2 separate regions of the Mus musculus genome follow, and region 2 is linked to region 1. The links are chromatin contacts, found by POLR2A ChIA-PET in ENCODE. All regions are on one chromosome and are shown on one strand. The core of a region is the stretch at or near the end of the contact, and the rest is flanking DNA. Distances in the headings are between cores, read along the strand shown.

Region 1 (3,212 bases), core at 711-3,210:
GACATGGTGTGCGTGTGTGTGGGGTATGTGGTGTGGCATATGTGTTGTACGTGTGCAGGCATCCATGTGTGCATGTGTGTATTTGTATGTACACTTGTGTGTTTGTGTGTAATTGTAGCATACATGGAGGTAGGGCTGAGTTTTGAGACTAGAAGACAATTTTTTTTGTGGTTGGTTTTCTCCTTCCACATTTACCAGGGGTCCAGGGACAGAAGCTAGATCATCAGGTTTGCAGGGCAAGCTGCTCCCTGGCTGGCCCTTCTAACACTATGGTTGTAATCTGGTTACTTAATAAACAGTGTCTGCTTTCAAAGTGAGGAGCAAAAAAGTAACAACTGAATTCTTCAGGCAGCTGGATGCACTGCCTTTTACTCAGACAGCTCTGGATTAGAAGGGATACTATAGTACTACTTTTTTCTTTTCTTTTGAGACTGGGTATCAAAACAAAGAAACAAACAAAACAACAACAAACTCGTACTGGCCTCTAACTTAGTAGGGCCTGAGCATGGCCCTGATTCCTGTCTGTACCTTACTCTGTGCATGGGACGGGCACAGTAAAGAAACTGCCACCGTGACTGCTCCGTTAGGGATAAGGTTTTTAATGTGGGTAAGAGAGAGAAAAGATCCAGAGGCACCTGGAAGTGCCCAGAGCGGAGAGAAAAAGAAACAGGCTGGACATGGCCAGGGCCGGGGAAGCTAGAGAATGGGAGAGAATAGTTACATCAGCAAGAGATGGGAGTCAGGACAGAACACACCCAGACACCAAATGCTCAGCACAAAGGAAATGTATTACCCAAGACGGACAAGCAGAAGGTGTTGCCTCCGTCTGGATCGGCCAAAGAAGGCAGCAGGTGTCTCTGCAGGAGAAAGGGGGAAGGCTGTGCTAGGATGAGTTGGTAAGTCCTAAGTGGACATGTTAGCCAGCTAGTGAATTTTGATAGTTGGACCTCGGAGTTTTAGTCAGGCATAAGGATGTGGCCAAATAAGGGAAGAGACCTTGGTGGCTAGGTTTAGGAATGTAATCTAACGGTTTAGCAAGGGAGAGGGGAAGGGAGAGGGCCACACCTGCTGGTGATGTGTCTGCAATGTCTGCGCCTGTTGGAGCTCTTCAAGATAGTTTTGTGTGCAAGATGAGAGAGCAGAGACTAGAAATTAGTGCAGAGTCGGGATTGTGGGGACAAGTAGCTAAGAAGACCGAAGGAAAACGCATTACAGGAGTTCCTGAGGAATGCTGGCGTTTATCTAACCGCCAGAAATCAGAAATGGTTCAGCCAGAGCTCATTTCTAGATATTTGGAGGGCCTGAGACCTAACATTTTTGAGGTACTGGAACAGGTAAGTATTCCCACGCCCAAAACTTTTAAAATTTATGATAATAACAGCAACAATAATAATTGCTATTATTACTATCGTCAGGCTTTCTTAGTGCAGGCTTGCTTCAAAATCGTGGTTCTTCCTCCTGCCTCAGCCTCCCATGTGGCTTTCTTATGCTTTGCTTTTTTTATTGGATTTCTTAAAAAACGGCTGATTCCGTAAAAGAGAAATAAATAACGAGAGAAAACAACCTCAAAACCCGTCCAGTGAGGTTACACCACAGTTCAAAGAGGTGAGCGCCCCGAGACAGGCCAGATCCCGTAAAGTGGCGCTGAACCGCAAACAAGAACGCTGAATGCAGACTCTTCAACAGATTCCTAAAGTCCAGGTTATAGACTTCCGGCTTCCCAGAACAACGCCCCACCCAGACCACGCCCACAAGCCAGGCTCAGGCGACATACCCAAGCTCCGCCCCTTTCCCCGCCCCCTTCCTGCCTGGCCGGCACCACCCAGCCACGCAGTCACTCCCTGGCACACTTCCGCGCCTGCGCCCACTGAGCCTGCGGCTGGAGACGAAAGTCGCGCATGCGCCGAGCGGGAACATTGTTTCTCTGGGACTGGCTTAGCCAGGCCGCGCTTCCGGGTCGAAGGGTGTGCTTCCGGAGAGCGGGAAGGCTGAAACGCGGCGGCCAGGCTGCAGTCAAAGAGTTGCAAGGTTCTAGGCGGAGACCGCTGAAGCCATGGACAGGTCAGTCCTGGTAGGGACGCCTCGGCCGAGACTGGGGCTCTCGCCTGTTAGCGACGTAACCGCCTCCGCGGCCAGGGATTTGGCCCTCGGTGGAGGAATGGACGCTTGGCGCGATTGGAGCGGGGATGTGAGAATGCGGATCCCCGGGGTTCCACGCCGCGCCTCCCGGGTCTTCTCGGCGCTCGCTCCGAAGTGTGCGGGGGTCTGTGATGGTCCCGCATTCGAAATGCGAAATGAAGCAGTTCGAGCTCAGGGCCATCAGCCGCACTGACAGTTCAGCCCAGACGTCCTCAGCGTGGTTTTATTGCGGTTATTAAGTCATGTCAGCTGTACGTTATTGGGTAACGGTGGTCAGCTTAGACTTTAAAGTGCCGGCCCTAGGGAGTTGAATTTCTCCCTCCCTCTCAAATGATTTATGCTCGCCTGACACGAAGATGGGTTGTTTAAGGCCCTTGGCATCGGGGAGTAGATTGTGTAGTGAAGACAGTCGAGCAGTGTAATACGATGTATTTATACTGTACTGCGGGGAAAATAAATGAAGGAGATGTTTTATCTCCCTGTCACAGGAGTTTCAGGCAAACCTATAAAAGTAACTTGCTAGCTGGTCTTTTGAGTAATAATAGCACATTATTGATACTGAAAACATTGTGCTAGGGGTTATCTTATGTGTGTTCCTTAAGCTTTAAGTGGCACATTTAGTTTTAGAGCAATCCCGTGAGGATCTTATCTATATAGAACAGTGAGCCTGTAAGAGATTTAAGGAATGGCATAGTTAAATAGAACCCTGTTATGGGGCTGGGGATATAGCTCAGTGGTAGAGTGCTTGCGTAGTAACCCTTAGGTTCTGGGGGGGGAAAGAGAAACATTACCAGCAGGGACCTTTGAATCTCCATAAAGCTGTTTGATGAATAACTTAAGTAGATAGATGAACATCCAGTGACAGGGGAACACATATAGACCTCTGTAAAAGAAACATACTCAGATATAAAGTCATGAAAAATGTTCACGCTTGTGTGGCTGAATGCTCCCAGCAATGCGGATGGACTTGATGGGCAGAACTAAATTAGGATGGTGGTGTAAATACTGTGCTGGTGAGTGTTAGCTTGAGTCTGCAGAGAAGAGGAAGCTGGCTGGAGATTTTAAGTGGAAGA
Region 2 (3,146 bases), core at 566-3,065, 350 kb before region 1:
AATAAAAATAAGTTAAAGTAGGGTGTCTCAAAGCCTTGCGCCTCCACTGACAAACAAGGAGACAGAGGCCTACTCTCCAATATCCTAGCTGGTGAGAGAGAAACAGTAGATAGAACAGTCAGTCCACTCTTTCAATGTGCAGTAGGAAACCTTGGCCCGAGGGCTCAAATTCTCTGAGGTCAGGAGACGAAGCCTATGTAAGAGGAAGAACATGATTTCTGAACTCATGGCACTGACCAAAACCAGCAAGTTCCAGCCATGCCTCTGTTACCTACCCTTCCATTCTTCAAGTCTTTGAAAGTCCTCACCCTCAGGCTTGCTCCTCTCCGCTCAAACATTTCCAGAAAAGCCTCTTTCAGAACAACCAATCTCAGGCGTTTCCCCTTCAGTTTTACTATTCAACTTTTTTTGATATCATGCTATTTTATATACAACTCGATTTGATGAGTTTCTTTGTGTTTTTTGTTTGTTTGTTTGTTTTTGTTTGTTTGTACATAAGGGACTCTGGGATCGCAGTATAGCATCAATAAATATTTGCCAATTATACATGAGGCCAACACAGGTAGATTTTAATTGTTTTGTAAACAGAACCCAAGGTTTATTCAAGTTATGATAGCTATTGGTTTGCTCAACTTACCCAACTGATCCGATCTAAGTCCTGCCCATGAGTACTTTTGTCCCACTGAGGGATTATAAGACTCTGACAAATAGGACTTTTTCCACAGGAAGTTTCTCTGGTATTCACTCAGCCCCTATAATGAAAAGTGCAATTTGAGCACAGTGTAGTGAAGAGGTGTTTTAGCATCAGAAAGAAAAACAAAAACAAAAAAACCTCAACCTCTGAAGAGTGTTCTTGAAAGGCCCAAGAATGAGAATTAAACCCCAGTCAAGCTCCTTAATAATAGCTAATATTTACCCAGCCCTGGGCTAAGTAGCCCCTTAATCCTCACAACCACCCGAGCCAGACAAGCCGGAGTCCCTCAATGAGGCTGCGCTATAACTGGTTCTCTGATTCCAAAGTGTGGTAACAAACCTAAGTCCTCACTAGAGGTTTATCCTAAATTCATCGAGTGCATAATGTTATGGCTTTTAATAAAAGGCAATTAGAGAAAGACGTGTTCCCCTCCCACTCTGTCTGGCAAGCACTTTAGAATTAAAGAGTCCGGGATTACAGAAACACTGTGGCCACCTGTTGCGTGGAAAGGCGTTAGACACAGACAGCTATCTGGAACTGTGAGCAAAACCTAAAGCAAACGTGCAACTAGCAGGCTGCACACCTACCCACGCTCTCCTTTTACTGGGGCCCGCTTCCCAAGCGTTTAAAAGACCCGCGCGCTTTAAAGTTTTGCAGGAAAGGAGCTGAATGCTATCGGCAAGAGGAACCACAGGTGTCCTACACCGACAGCAGCCTTTCGTCCCACTGTCAAGGGCCCTCCTTCCGCCTCCGCTCCTGGCGACCCCAGACTGACGCCGTCAGGCCCCCATCGAACTCTCCCCACCCGCCCCTCCGCGCTGGGCCACCGGCCGGAGCATCCTCCGCCCCGCACAGGCTCCGGCCAGGAGGCTCGGTACGGCACAGGCGCGTCACGCACCCACCCCGCGGCGTCCCCGCCACCCGCCGCCCAGCCCCCGGCCTCACCTTGAAGCGCACCGGCATGTCGCCCTGCGCTGCGGAGCCTGCCCCGCCGACAGTTAACGGGAGCAAAAGCCCCGAGGGGGCGGGACGACGCGACAACACTGGTTCCCTAGCAAGATCCTGGACCCGGCGTCCCCGACGACGCGCCGGCGCACTCCGCGCCGCCCTCCCGCCCCGCCTCTCGGCCTTGCTCCGCCCATTTTGAGGCCTAAAGACCAATGGCAGCCCTCACCGTCATTACGATTAGACCAACCAGCACTCGTAAGGGCACGGCCCCGCTCCCTAATGGCGGGCGAAGAGCTGGCCAATGAGGATACCGGAGCTGCGGTGGGCGGAGCCCGCGGGAGCTTTGTTCAGGAGGCTGCAGGCAGAGTCCCCGCAGTGCGCGCACCGCAGCCTGTCTGTGTAGTGTGGCCGGGCTCGGCAAGAGCCTACCTCACTGGTTCCAGCTCCCTGACATCACAGAACGTGAAAGTGTGCCTGGCATTCCAGAATGCACGACAGAACCCACAGTCTCTTTGTCCATAAAGGAAATTGCCCCTAGAGTACCCGGCTGAAAAGAAGTTGCTAAGGAGAGAAGCGTTACACGAGCCTTGGGTCAAAAAGGATAGGTCCAAAAATACATACGACCTAGGATGATTCAAGTAAAGTTTATTAAGACCGCAAAGCCAACTCATCCTTTTTAAAAATAAAATTCCCTCTGTACACCAGGCTGGCCTGGAACTCAAAGATATCTACCTGGCTCTGTCTCCATAGTGCTGGGATTAAAGGCATGCACCACCAGTCCCAACATTGGGCAGGCAGAGCCAGGGAGATCTCTGCCTGGTCTACAGAGTGAGTTCCAGTATCGGGCTACACAGAAAAACTCGGTCTTGAAAGAATAAATAAAAATAAAATTCCATTTGACTTTTATAGGTTATTGCCCATCGTGAAACACTGCTAATTCTGAAAGTCCAGAAAAAAAATTACCCAGACATGCTAAATACATTATTTAGTCGATCATAATATACTATGTCCTGGGCTCGCTTTCCAAGTGAGAGGCATGAATGGGAAGTTTGAAGCAGAGTGGTCCCTGAGGGTAGAGATGATTAGAAGAGGCTCAGGGGTAATTTTCAGACTTGGCCTTGAAAATTACAACTGCAAGAAGAGGAAGATAAGATGATCAAGGCAGACATATGTCTGGAGAGAAGGTTGCCGGGGTTCTTCTAGGAATAATGAATTTACCTTTGTCCTGTGTTGGGATGTTCCCATCAACCCTTCCCAGTCCCTTCAAGTGCTTCCTGCAGACTCCTCTTCTTGGCTCCTAATTGATGTCTCCGATCTTCTTCATTATCATGGAGATAATTTAAAAATTCATTTGAAGAAGCCACCTGATATCTAAAACAGAGAGAATATTAAATAAGACCCTGTGCTGCCATGCATCCAGGAGACCTTTCGTTAATGTTAATCGGTGAGGACAGAACCCCAGTCCTGTGAATTAAAAATGACACAGGCAAGACACAGTGGAACA

What was found. ChIA-PET counts read pairs that join two places held with the same protein, here RNA polymerase II (POLR2A).
Region 2: POLR2A ChIA-PET joins it to region 1 with 12 read pairs in embryonic stem cell. The contact joins the promoter of Mdm1 here to the promoter of Nup107 in region 1. POLR2A ChIA-PET finds 5 or more read pairs at or near these places in 2 of 5 experiments (Patski and embryonic stem cell).

What each region holds. Positions count from the first base shown.
Region 1 is chr10:117,791,453-117,794,664 of GRCm38, reverse strand. It overlaps Nup107 (nucleoporin 107), which reads left to right and starts at 1,960. Exons shown (of 28, transcript NM_134010.2): 1 at 1,960-2,061. The coding sequence starts at 2,054.
Region 2 is chr10:118,140,456-118,143,601 of GRCm38, reverse strand. It overlaps Mdm1 (transformed mouse 3T3 cell double minute 1), which reads right to left and starts at 1,815. Exons shown (of 14, transcript NM_148922.3): 1 at 1,640-1,815; 2 at 638-752. The coding sequence starts at 1,657.